Linked DNA regions of Homo sapiens: region 1 is linked to region 2. A link is an interaction called in ENCODE POLR2A ChIA-PET data of the cell type or tissue named here. Cell type or tissue: A673. All regions are shown on one strand. Each heading gives the region's core, and the rest is flanking DNA. Links, peaks and the distances in the headings are about the cores only.

What was found. ChIA-PET counts read pairs that join two places held together with the same protein. Peaks named below come from ENCODE experiments on the same cell type or tissue, not always from the same donor. Only the 100,000 strongest peaks of a DNase experiment are listed, where the experiment ranks them.
Region 1: POLR2A ChIA-PET joins it to region 2 with 13 read pairs; 3 of 35 experiments call an interaction of 5 or more read pairs at or near these places.

The regions. Positions count from the first base shown.
Region 1 is chr1:36,075,238-36,083,566 of GRCh38, forward strand. It overlaps the pseudogene LOC100128093. Among named protein-coding and RNA genes, the nearest start is that of TEKT2, 4.7 kb to the right of the region's middle. In A673, for the core only: no CTCF peak of the experiment used is centred there; no DNase peak of the experiment used is centred there.
Region 2 is chr1:36,303,587-36,311,852 of GRCh38, forward strand. THRAP3 (thyroid hormone receptor associated protein 3) reads left to right here. Exons shown (of 12, transcript NM_005119.4): 12 at 210-1,771. The coding sequence ends at 431. It overlaps SH3D21 (SH3 domain containing 21), which reads left to right and starts at 2,782. Exons shown (of 16, transcript NM_001162530.2): 1 at 2,782-2,838; 2 at 3,012-3,169; 3 at 3,256-3,319; 4 at 3,581-3,699; 5 at 3,931-4,021; 6 at 4,184-4,239; 7 at 4,332-4,377; 8 at 4,523-4,623; 9 at 4,803-4,889; 10 at 5,962-6,004. The coding sequence starts at 2,835. RefSeq lists silencers at 2,823-2,872, 3,093-3,532 and enhancers at 3,030-3,830, 3,633-3,682. In A673, for the core only: no CTCF peak of the experiment used is centred there; a DNase peak (open chromatin) is centred at 3,435; H3K4me3 peaks cover 1,137 bases; H3K27ac peaks cover 725 bases.

The sequences.
Region 1 (8,329 bases), core at 314-8,313, 230 kb before region 2:
CAGTGCATGGAGGTTGCAGTGAGCTGAGATTGCGCCACTACACTCCAGTGTGGTGACAGAGCAAGACCCAGTCTCAAAAAAAGACTTTTTTTCTTAAGAATAACGCTGGGGTTCAAAATTTATAATTATAAACAAAACAGATACCTTAGTGGCTTAGTATCATGAAGTCCAATATGTTCAGTTCTCAACTGAAACAAAATTTTAATAGGCTTTGCTAAATGATTTTAAAAATAGGCCAATTCAAAAGTACCTGAGGCTGGGCATGGTGGCTCATGCCTGTAATCCCAGCACTTTGGGAGGCCAAGGTGGGTGGATTGTTTGAGTCCAGGAGTTCGAGACCACCCCAGACAACATGGTGAAACCCCGTCTCTACAAAAACTACAAAAATTAGCCAGGCATGGCGACATGCTCCTGTAGTCCCAGCTACATGGGAGACTGAGGTGGGAGGATCACTTGAGCACTTGAGCCCAGGACATGGAGGCTGCATGTGCCACTACACTTAAGCCTGGGTGACAGAGTGAGACCCAGTGTCAAAAACAAAACAAAAGCACTTGAAACTATTAAATGTATAATATTACTCTTCCTTTACTGTAACTATGTTGCTAAATAGAATTTGCATATTATATTCCAAAGCAAAAATAAAAAAAAAAAAACCATAGGAATGGTCTGATGCTGCACCAGACAGGATTTCAGTCAGCACCAGCATTCAGATGGTTTTCACATGTATTTTATACACATGTAAAATTAAGATTAACTGGCCAGGCGTCGTGGCTCACACCTGTAATCCCAGCACTTGGGAGGCCAAGGCGGGTGGATCACCTGAGGTCAGGAGTTCGAGACCAACCTGGGCAACGTGGTGAAACCCTGTCTCTACTAAAAATACAAAAATGTATTTGTATAATTATATTTGTATAAAAATACAAAAATGTATTTGTATTGTCTCTACTAAAAATATAAAAATGGCCGGGCACAGTGGCTCACGCCTGTAATCCCAGCACTTTGGGAGGCCGAAGCAGGCGGATCACGAGGTCAGGAGATCGAGATCATCCTGGCTAACACGGTGAAACCCCGTCTCTACTGAAAATACAAAAAAATTAGCCGGGCGTGGTGGTAGGCACCTGTAGTCCCAGCTACTCGGGAGGCTGAGGCAGGAGAATGGCATGAACCCAGGAGGTGGAGTTTGCAGTGAGCCGAGATCCCGCCACTGTACTCCAGCCTGGGCAACAGAGCGAGACTCAGTCTCAAAAAAAAAAAAAGAAAAGAAAAAGAAAAAAGAAAAAAAATTAGCCAAGCGTGGTGGTGCACACCTGTAGTCCCAGCTACTCAGGAGGCCGAGGCAGGAGAATTGCTTTTTGTAGTTTTTGTAGAGACAGGGTTTCACCATGTTGCCTGAGGCAGTCTCGAGAAGGCAGAGGTTGCAGTGAGCCAAGATCGCACCACTGCACTCCAGCCTCGGCGACACAGCGAGACTCTGTTTAAAAAAAAAAAAAAAGATTAACCATCTTTTTATATTTTGTTTTGTAAGTTTAATCTTAATTTTTTCCAATTTATATTTGTGCTTGTATAAAGATTTTAGACTATGAAAGTTTGCCATCTGTGGTATCCCTTTGAATCGTATTTAAAAATACATATTCATAGGTGCTATCTAGACCATTCATAAAACTATTACTGTTGTCTAAGATTCTTTAGATATTAATCTGAAAATCTGCACAAAAGTATATCACTTTACTGAATGCAGCAAAGTTACTTGCCATTTATTTTACCCTGAAGACTTTTCTTTCTTATGGAAAAAGAGTGGGTTTTGAAGATAAGAAGGGCAGATGGGGTGGTAGGAATCATTGTTTTAACCTCCAGAGCAAATCATCTGCAGCCGTGTAGTTGAAGTGGGCCGTTATTTCTCTGACTAGTATGCTATGCAAAATGAGTTAGCCTCACCCAAATCTCGGCCTTGACAATCTCAGCATGAATTTCTTTGGCCTGAGACAAGTACAGGACCAGCAGAAAAGCAAGCTGGAAAAAAGGTCAAAGTTAAGCAATTTCCTATGGAGTAATGAACAACAAAAAATGTCTGTGAGAGAGGTCAACTATTCCCAGTCACCTCCTGCTAAAAATATTATTAATATTTTAATAAAAATATTAATATTTTAATAAAAATATTAAAAATAATAATAATTAAACTCAACTCCCTTGGCAAACACTCACATAAAACCTTCAAATCTTCTACCAGACCTTGAAAGAGGGTTACTTGACTGTAAATAGCCAAGCCAGTCCCAATTTAAGACAGAATCCTTCTAATGTGACATTATATTGTTGTTGCTTGAAAAACATTTTCACGTGGACAGTTCTCACATTTCTTAAAATGGCAGTTTCCAGAGAGAAGGGTGGAGTTTGATTTAATAACAAACCTCAGGTCGGGCACAGTGGCTCATAATTCCAGCACTTTGGGAGGCCGAGGCACGCAGATCACTTAAGGCCAGGAGTTCGAGACCAGCCTGGCCAACATGGTGAAACCTATCTCTACTAAAAATACAAAAAAATTCGCCGGGCGTGTTGGTGCACACTTGTAATCTCGGCTACTAGGGAGGCTGAGGCAGGAGAATTGTTTGAGCCCTGGAGACAGGTTGCAGTGAGCCAAGATCACACCACTGCACTGCAGCCTGGGCAACAACACAGTGAGACTCTGTCTTAAAAATAACAACAGGCCAGGGCCGGGCACGGTGGCTCACGCCTGTAATCCCAACACTGGGAGGCCGAGGCGGGTGGATCACCTGAGGTCAGAAGTTCAAGACCAGCCTGGTCAACATGGTGAAACCCCGTCTCTACTAAATATACAAAAATTAGTTGGGCGTGGTGGCGGTCGCCTGTAATCCCAGCTACTCGGGAGGCTGAGGCAGGAGAATCGCTTGAAGGCAAAGGCAGGGGTTGCAGTGACCCGAGATCACACCGCTGCACTCCAGGCTGGGCCACAGAGCAAGACTCTATCTCAATAAATAAATAACAACAACAAAAAAATCCTCCACTTAAATCTTTGCTATAATTTGCCAAGTATGTTAGTAAGATGTTTAGGACTTTACATATGACAGAAGGAGGATAAAGGGGGAAAACGTCTTTAAATTTGTACTTTGTTTTTCCACTAAGAGGGAAGAAAGGCTGAAATGGAACAGATTTTACTAAAATTACAAAAATACTATTAGGGTGTTCAGCTTTGTATTTCTCCATTTTGGAAATGACTTGATATTTTAGCAGGCTCCTAAATAGAATGGGTGAATGAAATTATTATTTATCTTCTCAATTGTCTTTATACCTATTTTTCTCTTAGATTTAAAGTAAATGGAAAACAACCTCAAGTCAACAAAGTCAACACAGAAATAGGAAATACTATTTTGTTAGAGATTGGCTCCATGAAAGAAAAATAAGAAAAGATAACATATCTGAAATATTTCCAGATAAAAGGTAGTTAATAATCAAAGATAAATTGTAATCTGGTGTTTAACTGGTTTGTAATTTCTACAACTATCAGGAAGCGTAGTAAAAGAGCCAGGCGCAGTGGCTCACGTCTGTAATCCCAGCACTTTGGGAGGCTGAGGCGGGCGGATCACCTGAGGTCAGGAGTTCAACACCAGCCGGGCCAACATGGCGAAACCCCATCTCTACTAAAAATACAAAAATTAGCTGGGCTTGGTGGCGTGTGCCTGTAATCCCAGCTACTTGGGAAGCTGAGGTGGGAGAATCACTTGAACCTGGGAGGCGGAGGTTGCAGTGAGCCGAGATCATGCCACTCACTGCACTCCAGCCTGGGGGACAGAGTGAAACTCCGTCTTAAGAAAAAAAAAAAAAAAAAAAGCACGGTAAAAGAAAAAAACAAAAAGAAACATACTAGTGTATTCCAATAGGAGAGACGGATATGTAGTAGTACTAAGAAGTATGTATTTGCCTCTGAGCTTTGGAAGTGTACTCTAAACATAGGTATTTAAACTTCAGGGGACAAGATAATACAACTGCAAATGTACACTGCCCACAAAACAGACTGCAAATGTACACTGCCATAGAGGGATAATAATTATCTTCAGTGGCCAGGTGTGGGAATACCTTGTCAAGATATTATTTTTCGGCCGGGCACTGTGGCTAATGTCTGTAATCCCAGCACTTTGGGAGGTCAAAGGGGTGGATCACTTGAGATCAGGAGTTCAAGACCAGCCTGGCCAACATGGCAAAACCCCGTCCTTACTAAAAATACAAAAAGGTAGCCGGGCGTAGTGGCACACGCCTGTAGTCCCGGCTACTCAAGAGGCTGAGGCAGGAGAATCGCTTGAACCCAGGAGGCGGAGGTTGCAGTGAGCTGAGATTGTGTCACTGATCTCCAGTCTGAGCAACAGAGGGAGACCTTGCCTCAAAAGAAAAAGAAAAAAGATTATTTTTTGGCTGGGCGCAGTGGCTCACGCCTGTAATCCCAGCACTTTGGGAGGCCGAGGTGGGCGGATCATGAGGTCAGGAGATCAAGACCATCCTGGCTAACATGGTGAAACCCCATTTCTACTAAAAATACAAAAAAATTATCCAGGCCTGGTGGCAGGCGCCTGTAGTCCCCGCTTTTTGGGAGGCTGAGGCAGGAGAATGGCGTGAACCCAGGAGGCGGAGCTTGCAGTGAGCCAAGATTGCACCACTGCACTCCAGCCTGGGCAATAGAGTGAGACTCCATCTCAAAAAAAAAAAAAAAAAAAAGAAAAGAAAAAAGATTATTTTTCATATTAGAATAAGATCAGCTGACCAAATATTAATATTAACTAAGGTACTTTTAAACATTGTAAAACATTGTTCTGATTCGATGAAAGTTGTACTCTCTAAAGATTTTAATAATTGGACTTGAGGTAATCTATAACACTCGGGGAGAAAAATTAAGAACAGAGAAGATACATACCATAATACTTGACAGATTTTGAAAGCACTTAAAGCACTTATGGTCTCTTTTGGTGAAATCTCAATTACTTTAAAAAGCTATGAGTTTGCATTTTTCTGCTTCACATTTTTTTTTTCAAATTTCTTGCTTCATTGTCTATGTCTGTAGGATCCTTTTTAATCCCAGACAAAGCTGTATGGATAGTCAGGTACTTTAAATCTAAAGAGGGAAAGCAGCCGACTGAAGAATATGGCAACAAGACACATACCAGCCAGACACATCATCTTTCTCTTTCTGATGTTCATCGTAGAGGTGGCAGCCTTGTCTAACAGCACCATTCCCAGGCTAACACACATATTAAACAGGGAAATAATGAATGTTTCTGCTGCAAACTGAGCCTGACTAAATTTACTGATATAATGTTTATGTCCTGTGTGAGGGTCCCTTTGGACATATGGTTCTCCTCTTATATAAGTCCACATTTGACCAGACGTCATCACAATCACAAAGCACAGAGTTAAAACTTCGCACAAAATTCTGCAAGAAATAGATTTCCTATTCCATTTCAAGAAATACCCAAGTCCACCAATGAGAGCCAGAAGTATCCCTGGCTTGAGGAGACCATGATAATTTATTTGTAGGCTGTCTGATTCTGACGCTGACATGTGTTCTTTCTGCTACCCATTCAGCCATTTGGTCAGCAACAATATCCCTTCCTCTCAAATTATAAATGTCATCTGTTGTAAATTTCCATTGGGCAGAAAAGTGGAAGAAACTCGGAACTGACGTTACCTGGAGCGCTTCAAAGACCTCAGGGCTTTCATCATAATCCACCATTGCAAAAAATACCTTTGTGGTGAATGCACCAGGGCGTTGATAGGAATTTGCCAAGATCTGAAATTCTTCAGCAGCACCTTTGCACATGACACATGAACTGAACGCGTGGAGAGCAGCAGTAAGCATCACAATAACAGAATAGTTTTTTGGTGCATCTAATACAAAATGATAGAACATGGTGTCACTCATTCTTATCACTCTGTCTTTCTTGGTCCAACCCATCAGCTGGCTGACCTTTTTGGCCAACCCCTTCTTCCATCGGGAAGGATGTGTAGGAACCCCGGGAGCCACGAATAACAGGGCCACCACTATGGTCAAAAGTAGACGCCAAAGCCACCACACTTCTGCCATATTTGCTTACTTCTTTGTGTTATACCACTGTTGCAAAATATGTAAGCCAAAATTTGATCATTTCTTCCTGCAATTAATTTGTCCAAGATTTTTTTCTTTCTATCTTCTTCAATCCTGGTAAAGAGGCTATATCACAAATTCTTGTTCATGTCCAGTTTACAAGTCATATATTAGAGTTTACAAAATAACCTGTGGAAAAAAATACTCTGTAATGAAGGGAGTTTGGGAATTAGTGTTCTGGCTTCAGTCCTGCTGAACGACAGACTTGCAATTAACAAGTCAGGCCGGGCATGGTGGCTCACGCCTGTAATCCCAGTACTTTGGGAGGCCAAGCTGGGCAGATCACCTGAGTTTGAGTTTGAGACCAGCCTGGCCAACATGGTGAAACCCCGTCTCTACTAAAAATATAAAAATTAGCCAGGTGTGGTGGCGCATGCCTGTAGTCCCAGTTATTCGGGAGGCTGAGGCAGGAGAATCACTTGAACCCGGGAAGGAGAGGTTGCAGTGAGCCAAGATCATGCCACTGCACTCCAGCCTGGGCAACAGAGTAAGACTCTGTCAAAAAAAAAAAACCAAATAAAACAAAACAAAAAAAAACAACCCCAATGCCTGCTAGGCAGCAGCTGGATCCACTGTGTACACCTCAAACTGCTCAAAAACTGCTCAAAAGCCAACCTCATCCCCCAATTGCCTACCAAGCCCTTGCTTCTCTACTGTTCTTCCCATCCCCCCAGTGACGTTTTACAACTGAAGGACCCTTCTGGGACTTCTTTCCCCCTGGGCCCAACTGCCTGGGTTTCAATCCAGGCTGTACCACTTGTTAGTGATGTGACCTGGGCACGTCCTCACTGGCCTATGCCTCAGTCTCCCTGCCTATAAAGTGAAGATGGTAACAGTACCCACCTCATAGGATCCGGTTCAGCAGAGTCCTCAGAACAGGACCAGGCCTGCACACCTGTCTTCCTCTCTATCCCAGCCCCCCATGAGAGGCAGTGTGGAGCACAGCAGAGTGTCCTCTGGGTGGGGCCAGAACACCTGGGTTTCCCTCCCTGCTTTTTAGCAGTGTGTCTCTTTTGTTACCTAAGAAAGTGGGGACAATGCCCACCTCACCTATTAGTTGTGAAGATTAAATGTTAATATTTTTCCAACCCCTAGAAATACTAGGCAATACCAGACAATACAGTACTAGACAATAAGACAAACATGATTTTTTTTCCCTTCTTTTTTTAAAGAAATGGTTGAATATTGAGCATTGCTTCTCTGGTTTTTTTGTGTTTTGTTTTGTTTCATTTTGTTTTTTGAGACAGAGTCTCGTTCTGTTCCCCAGGCTGGAGTTCAGAGGCGTGTTATCAGCTCACTGCAACCTCCGCCTCCCAGGGTCAAGTAATTCTCCTGCCTCAGCCTCCCGAGTAGCTGGGATTATAGGCGTGTGCCACCAGAGCATTGCTTCTCATACCCCAGTTACCTCTCTCAGGGTTGTGCCCTCTCCAAACATGATTATCATCCCTTTATCATTCCTTGTATGACCTTCAAGATGGGCAAAGTTGTTGGGCAAGACAGAATAGAAGAAATGTTGTAAACAACATTAACTATCCATCCATTGCTGGAGGGGACCTGCTGGGGAGTGCACCTGATTTTAATTTTAATTAATTAATCTATTTTTTGAGATGGAGTCTCACTCTGTCACCCAGGCTGGAGTGCAGTGGCACCACCTCAGCTCACTGCAACCTCTGCCTCCAGGCTCAAGTGATTCTCCTGCCTTAGCCTCCCAAGTAGCTGGGATTACAGGCACCTGCCACCACACCTGGCTAATTTTTGTGTTTTTAGTAGAAACAGCGTTTTACCACGTTGGCCAGGCTGGTCTCCAACTCTTGACCTCAGGTGATCCACCTGCCTCAGCCTCCCAAAGTGTTGGTATTACAGGCGTGAGCCACCTTGCCTGGCCAAATTTTGTATTTTTTGTAGAGATGGGGTTTCGCCATGTTGCCCAGGCTGGTCTCCAACTCCTGGACTCAAGCGATCCACCTGGTCTCGGCCTCCCAGAGTGCTGGGATCTCAGGCCTGAGTCGCTGCGCCCAGCCTACTTTTTCTATGTACTGTTCGTTTGCTGGCAACTACTATGTTTCTGAGGCTGACCTCGAAATCCTAGCCTCAAGCGCTCCTCCCGCCTGGGTCTCTGGAGTAGCTGGGATTACAAGCGTGAGCCACTGCACTTGGTTTCGTATTTTCTATCATGTCTATGCA
Region 2 (8,266 bases), core at 1-8,000:
AATTCCTAAATCACCCAACTGATATTCTCATGGATCTGAACCACTGGCATTTTTGGAGTGGGGGACAGGGAGAAGTGCAGAAAAGGATCAAAAGGCTGGGTTAGGGCACAGGTTCTTTTGGGAAAGGCACATTTGGGTGCGTGCAGAGAAGAGAGCTCTGGCCACATCTTGTTCACTCTGGCACTGATGGCAATTTTCTTTCCCCTCAGCATGATGACCGTGAAGGCGAAGGCAGTGACAAGTGGGTGAGCCGGGGCCGGGGCCGAGGAGCCTTTCCTCGGGGTCGGGGCCGGTTCATGTTCCGGAAATCAAGTACCAGCCCCAAGTGGGCCCATGACAAGTTCAGTGGGGAGGAAGGGGAGATTGAAGACGACGAGAGTGGGACAGAGAACCGAGAAGAGAAGGACAATATACAGCCCACAACCGAGTAGGGGCCACCCTTGACGGGATTCCTGCCCAGGGGAGAGAGGCGCTGGGAAGATGGCTGGTGAGGAGCTTAACAGAGGAACCTCAAGAAGATTCTGAAAATCCTACCCCCACCCCCCACCAGCCGCACAGATTGTACTACCGCGAGAGGCATCCCTGGCGCTGTCTCCCACTGGACAGAGGAGGCTGGCCATGGGGCCCAGGGGTCAGGCCCAGCTTTTGAGCAGAATACAACGCATTGGGCTTTAGCTGTTTTTCTCATTTGTTGGTGTGTGGGGTGGGGGCAGGGGTAGGGCGGGAGAGCGATGCTTGGATTTTTGTTTCCTATTAGAAACCAACAGTTTTGTTCTAATTTCATTTCATTTGGAGCTAAGATGACTAATTTGATGATTTTCGATCTCTTTTCCCCTGTCCTGATTTTAAAAGCCCCCTCCTTTTTTTTTTTTTTTTTCTTTTTTTAGGCATATGTAGTAATATTAGAAACATTTAATTTGGGAAACTTTGATTCTTGAAAGAGAAAACAAAAGCATGTGAATAAACTTTGAAGTGTTCACCTCAGTTTGGGACCAAACTGCTTGGATCTTTGTAAAAACCGGTTTTGTATGTCAAGGAGGAGTTTAAGGCCTTTCCGACCACCTTGTGTTCCCCTTTTCTGCGCAGCCATGTATCACGTGGAGTTGCTCCTTACCACACCTCACGTGCCCCTGAGCCCTATTTCCTGATTTCTTCTGGGCTGGACTTCCCCGTTCTCCACCAGCAGCTCCAGTATCCCAAACTTTCTAGTCCTGCTGATCCTCCCAGCAACGGGGTGGAAACTGGAGGGCAGTGTCTGGTCTGTTTTCTAAGAAACTTATGAATTCTATTATCTTTACAAATATGAGAAAATTTTTTCAATATTTTTTATTAATCTTTTTATAAAATGAAAAGAAACTCCTATGATCGATTAAGGAAGGTGGTTATGGCTGGGTGGTTCAGGGGTTTTTTTGGGTTTCTTTTTTTTTTTCTTTGTCTTTTTAACCTTAAGCTGTTTAAGTTGAAGCATTCTCAGATGTTTGGGGGGAAACATCCTCTTAAAATGGGTCCTTGTGCTTGCCTTCTGGGGAGGCGGTCCTGAGCAGGTGAATCATAAGGCATTTATGCATATGTTATATGCGGACTGCACCCACCTCTCCCCCCCAGCCTTTGCCTCTTGCGTTGTTGTGCTGCTTTCCCCTTACTTTGCTACATTTCTATAGTTAAGTTGGTTTTACTTGAATGATTCATGTTTAGGGGGAAAATGAAAATCTCCCTTAAAATTTGTTTCAACTCCTCCTGCAAATAAAATAAATGAAGTGGCAGATGTAAACGGGTTCTGTTCATTGTCATCCTGAGTGTGTGTGTGTGTTGAGGGTGGTAGATAACTTCCCACGGCAGTTTCAGAAAACCTGAAAGACAAAGGGCCTGTGGGGCCTTGCGCAGGCTGCTGGAGTCCCAGACAGACACAGTCCTTCCTGGGAGGAGCATTGTGTACCTTGGACACCCCAGGAGAAACAGATTTTTTCCACTGGTGTCATAGGCAAGGACTTTGGCTTCCTTCATCATGGTGGTGGGGCAGGGATCAAGGGATGTGGTTAGTAGGCTCAGCCTTCTACCTGAAAGAGCCTATCCCACATGGACTGGCCATAGGGTGGGCCCTAACCTTCAGACTCCTGCCGGCTGGGGACTCAACTGTGAGCAGAAATCTTGGAAGCTGGTAAAATTCATTCTCCCGGCCTAACTCCCAGGGAAAACCTGGAGGTGTTTTCTGAAACCAAACTAGACCTCTGGCCCCAAAGCAGGGGTCTTTGCTGTGTCCTTCCTATATGGGGGTAGAGAGTGGGTACGGGGCCAGAGAGGAGTACGCCTTGAAGGAAAGCAGACTGGAAGTGTCCACTCAAAGCTATTGCTGGTACAAGGGCAGCCACTTCATTCACTCAAGGCCGGTTTAGAGCGGTTGCTACTTGCTGGGGGGCCCCACCCTGGTATGTGCCTCTCCCCACCTTTTCCCCTCAAGCCAAAAGCTTGTGAGCTGGGGAAGGGTGGGCCTGGAAAGGCTCTGTGCAAATTGTAGCTGGGAGCCTCCGGGCAAAAGCTGAGGGAAAGGGAGAGGCGGCTGGCCTAAAATTTAGGTGGGCGGAAGAACCTGTGACGGAGCTGTGACCGCTGCACAGGCCAGAGACCCTGGAGTCCTCCTCACCCCGGGGTTGGGGGCCGGACCTGCTGAGCCGGGCCGCCCCCTCTCCACACCCACTCCCAGCACCTGGCCCGACCTATCGGCTGGCGGCTACGCCTCCTTTACCCTACTGTCTTGCCTCAGGTCGCACCCTGCGCGGGCCCAGTACTCGGCCGTCAGAGGGAGCTGCCAGGCTCTGGAGGGCGCCCCGGAAACCATGGGTAAGTGCGGAGGCTTTGAGGTGGCCTCTCTCTGCAACCGTGGACATAGCAAGAGCCCACACCACCCCCCGACCCCCGCTGCCCTCTACGGTGCTTGGGGACACGCCCGCCCTAGCCAGGCTGCCCGGCTGGGCCTTTCTGAGCCGCACGCCGGCCCCGTCTTCCGCCCGCAGAAGTCCTCGTCCTGGCCGGATACCGCGCGCAGAAGGAGGACGAGCTGAGTCTGGCGCCCGGGGACGTGGTCCGGCAGGTGCGCTGGGTGCCCGCGCGGGGCTGGCTTCGCGGAGAGTTTGGGGGCCGCTATGGCCTCTTCCCCGAGCGCCTGGTGCAGGTGAGGCCGAGCCAGGGGCGGGCTGTGGGGTCTCAGCGCGCGCCCCCCGGGAGCTGAGAGCGCCTTCCCCGTGCCCTGATTCCCAGGAGATCCCAGAGACCCTGCGGGGCTCCGGAGAGGCGCGGAGGCCGCGCTGTGCGCGCCGCCGAGGTGAGCGCAAGGGCGGGGACGGGCGCCGGTGGGCGGGTGCACGGAGCCAGTGCGACCCCGGCGTCTCCGGCTCTTAGTGACGGGCGCGGCTCTGGGCGGGACCTCGGGGCCGCCCTGCGGTCTGTGATTGGTTCTCGAGTGCAATGCTCCGCCCTGGGGCGGGGCTGGAGGGACCAAAGGCTACGTGCGCGCCTTGCGCTTCCCCCAGCTCCTCTGACTGGGGCGTCCGACTGGAGCTCAGCCGCGCTTGTCCGGTGCTAGGTCATCCTGCCAAACACCCGAGGCCCCAAAGATGGTGCAAAGTGAACTTCAGCTACAGCCCAGAGCAGGCGGACGAGCTGAAGCTGCAAGCTGGGGAGATCGTGGAAATGATAAAGGAGGTGAGGGGTGAGGTGATGGGACCGTTTGGGGGAGGATGATGGAACGCGCCTCCCTAGTGAGCGGGGTGGGAAGTGAGGGTGTGGACGGTGGGAATGGCGACGGTGCAGATACGGGGAAGCGCGGGAGGGAAGGAGGGAGGAAGGGGCGCTTGGGCAGAACCAAGGGTGGCAGATTATCCTAGGGACTCTTGGGGCAGAACCAGACGCCTCTGCGTCCTCCCCTCTCCCCAGATTGAGGACGGCTGGTGGCTGGGGAAGAAGAACGGGCAGCTGGGAGCCTTCCCATCCAACTTTGTGGAATTGCTGGACAGTGGGCCCCCAAGTGAGACCTCGACTCTGTGACCCTGTGACTCGCAATCTCCAATGACCCTCCCAGTGGCATGAGCCTGTGATTCACATATCCTGACCCTGTGACCCCTCTGACCCTCTCCCATGACCTAACCTGTGAATTAGCACCCTCCCTAACCTCACTGTCCCCCACTAGGCCTTGGTAACCCAGACATGCCTTCAGTCAGCCCTGGTCCCCAGCGGCCTCCCAAGGTAAGTTGGCTCAGAGTAGGCACAGAGGTGGTGAGTTCCTCTTGGGGTGGTTGGAGGCTCATCTAGTTCCTCCCTGCCCCTTCCCCCACTAGCTGAGCAGCCTGGCCTATGACAGCCCTCCAGACTACCTGCAGACAGGTGAGCACCCATCCAAAGGGTCCCCCACTCCCTCAGCCACTCCCAAGGTTGTGACTTGGTGGGCCAGCTAGGCTGATGGAGGTGGGGGCTGCTGATGGATGGGGGAGGCTTGGCTTCAGAGGACAGTGGACTGACCTCTTCCCAGTCTCCCACCCTGAGGTCTACAGGGTCCTGTTTGACTACCAGCCTGAGGCCCCAGACGAGTTGGCGCTGCGGAGGGGGGACGTGGTAAAAGTACTCAGCAAGGTGTGAGACGAACAGGGTGGGGGGGCCCAGGGAAGCCGGTGTTGAGAAAGGGTAGACCTGCACATGTACCCCCTGAATCTAAAATAAACGTTGAAATTATATCCATAAGAAGGAGTGGGACCCCGGAAAGGACCTTGGGGGACCTGGCTCACCTCCCCACTGGCGTGTTTCTTTTCCAGACCACAGAGGATAAGGGCTGGTGGGAAGGAGAGTGTCAAGGACGAAGAGGAGTTTTTCCAGACAACTTTGTACTCCCACCACCCCCAGTGAGTACAGAGCCAAGACACTCAGGTGGCAGGGGCAGGCTATTTTGGACAAAGGTGGGGATCATGGGCACTCTCCGGACCTAGCTGGAGGGTCACTAAATGAGGGTGGACCTAGACATGTGGGGGCTCCTTTTGGATTCTAATACCGGTTGAGTATCGCTTATCCAAAAGGCTTGGGACCAGAAGTGTTTCGGATTTGGGAATTTTTGCATATACATGAGATAGCTGCCGGGTACGGTGGCTCACGCCTGTAATCCCAGCACTTTTGGGAGGCCGAGGCGGGTGGATCACAAAGTCAGGAGTTCAAGACTAGCCTGGCCAACATGGTGAAACCCCATCTTTACTAAAAATACAAAAATTAGCTGGGCGTGGTGGCATGCATGTGTAATCCCAGCTACTCAGGAGGCGGAGGTTGCAGTGAGCCGAGATTGTGCCATTGCACTCCAGCCTAGGCAACAAGAGCAAGACTCTATCTCAAAAAGAAAAAAAAAAAAAGATAGCTTGGGAATGGGACCCCAACCTAAACACGAAATTCATTTATGTTTCATATACACCTTAAGCCATAGCCTGAAGGTGATTTTGTGCAGTAGTTTTAATAATTTTGTGCATGAAACAAATTTTGACTGAGACCTGTCACATGAGTTAGGTCAGGTGTGGAATTTTCCACTTAAGGCGTTATGTTGGTACTCAGAAAGTTTCAGATTTTGGAGCATTTTAGATTTTTTTTTTTTTTTTCTTGAAGACAGAGTCTCGCTCTATTGCACAGACTAGAGTGCAGCGGCAGGATCGCCACTCACTGCAACCTCCCCCTCTCAGGTTCAAGCGACTCTCCTGCCTCAGCCTCCAGAGTAGCTGGGATTACACGTGCATGCCACCACATCCAGCTAATTTTTGTATTTTTAGTAGAGACGGGATTTTGCCATGTTGGCCAAGCTGGTCTCGAACTTCTGTCCTCAAGTGATCCACTCCCAAAGTGCTGGGATTATAGGTGTGAGCCACCACGCCTGGCCTGCATTTTGGATTTCTGATTTTTAGATTAAGGATGCTCAACCTTTACTTCTTTTCGGCATAGATCAAGAAGCTGGTCCCACGGAAAGTGGTATCTCGGGAATCAGGTGAGTGCCCGGGGAGCCTGGGATTGGGGGGTGTTCTCTGGGAGACCCACCAGTCCAGTTGCTTATAAACACCCACAGCACCCCAGTGGTCCAGTATGCCCCTATAGGAGCCCCCTCACCTGTGGGTCAAAAGCTGGGTAGGAATGTACGTGAATCAATGTGTGGGTCAGTTTGTGTGTGTGTTAATATGTCAGTGTTGCTCTGTGTGTCTTGAGAATGTGGCTATTGGTGGGTATAGATTTGTTTCATTTTGTAAGGAAACATATGAATATGTCTGTTCATATATAAGACTGTGTATGTTCATGTGTCTTATGTGTCAGTGAATAGCTCTCTGTGTGTCTGTGGGATGTCTTTTTATTTATCTTTTTTTATTTATTTTTTTGAGACGGAGTCTCACTCTGTCGCCCAGACTGGAGTGCAGTGGCTCAATCTCGGCTCACTGCAAGCTCCACCTCCTGGGTTCACACCATTCTTCTGCCTCAGCCTCCCAAGTAGCTGGGACTACAGGCGCCCGCCACCACGCTCAGCTAATTTTTTGTATTTTTAATAGAGACGGGGTTTCACCATGTTAGCCAGGATGGTCTCAATCTCCTGACCTCGTGATCCACCCGCCTCAGCCTCCCAAAGTGCTGGGACTACAAGCGTGAGCCACTGCGCCCAGCCTTATTTATCTTTTAATGTAATATTTGATACATGTCAAAAGTATATATAACACATATGTTATAAAATTTAACACCCACGGGCCAGGCACAGTGGTTCATGCCTGTAATCTCAGCACTTTGGGAGGCCAAGTCAAGTGGATCACCTGAGGTTAGGAGTTCAAGACCAGCCTGGCCAACATGGCAAAACCTTGTCTCTACTATAAAAATACAAAAATTAGCCAGGCGTGGTAGGCATGCCTGTAATCCCAGCTATTTGGGAGGCTGAGGCAGGAGAATCACTTGAACCAGGGAGGGGGAGGTTGCAGTGAGCTGAGATCATGCCACTGTATGCCAGCGTAGGTGAGAGTGAGACTCTGTCTCAAAAAAAAAAAAAAAATTAACACCCACGAACACCCATGGTATGTCACCTAAACCTAAGGACTAGAACATTGCCTGTTGTTTGTGTCCTCCTCCTCTTTCCTATTCTACCACTTCCCTCACCCCAAAGGTAACCACTGTCTTCAATTTTATGTTTATGGTTCCCCCAAGTTTTTAAGTTTTCTTACAAAAGTATGTGTCTAAACACTGTATCACTAAATTCATTTTTGTTTTTGAGCTTCATAAAAATGGTAGCATGTTTATAGTCTTCTGAGACTTGCTGTTTTTTTTGGTTTGTTTGTTTTTTTTTTTTTATGGAGACAGAGTCTCTCTCTGTTGCCCAGGCTGGAGTGCAGTGGCACAGTCTCCCCTCACTGCAACCTCTGCCTCCCAGGTTCAAGCGATTCTCCTGCCTCTGCCTCCCAAGTAGCTGGGACTACAGGCACCCACCACCATGCCCGGCTAATATTTTGTATTTTAGTAGAAACGGGGTTTCACTGTGTTGCCCAGGCTGGTCTTGAACTCCTGAGCTCAGGCAATCCGCTTGCCTTGGCCTCCCAAAGTGCTAGGATTACAAGCGTGAGCCACCGTGCCTGGCTGAGATTTGCTGTTTTTTGTTGTTATTGTTTGTTTGTTTGTTTGATTGTTTTTAGACGGAGTCTGCACTGTCGCCCAGGCTGGAATGCAGTGGCGCAATCTGGGCTCACTGCAAGCTCTGCCTCCCGGGTTCACGCCATTCTCCTGCCTCAGCCTCCCGAGTAGCTGGGACTACAGGCGCCTGCCATCACGCCCAGCTAATTTTTTGTATTTTTAGTAGAGATGGGGTTTCACCGTGTTAGCCAGGATGGTCTCAATCTCCTGACCTCACGATCCGCCCGCCTTGGCCTCCCAAAGTGCTGGGATTACAGGCATGAGCCATCGTGCCCGGCCTAAAACCTTTAAAATGTTGCTTTTTATATTAGTGCTTTTATTCATGTAGTAGTGATTTTAATGAGTGATACAATTATACCTTTTTCCCTATGGACAATGAGTTGTTCCAGCATCATTTATTATTTTCTACATGTGAGTTTTATACAATTTGGGGGGTTTCTTTTTTTTTTGAGAAAGGGTCATTGGGTCTTTGTTGCCCTGGTTAGAGTACAGTGGCAATTGTAGCTCATTGCAGCTTCAACCTCCTGGGCTTAAGCGATTCTTTCACCTCAGCCTCTCTTGTAGCTGGTACTACAGGTACAAGCCACCATGT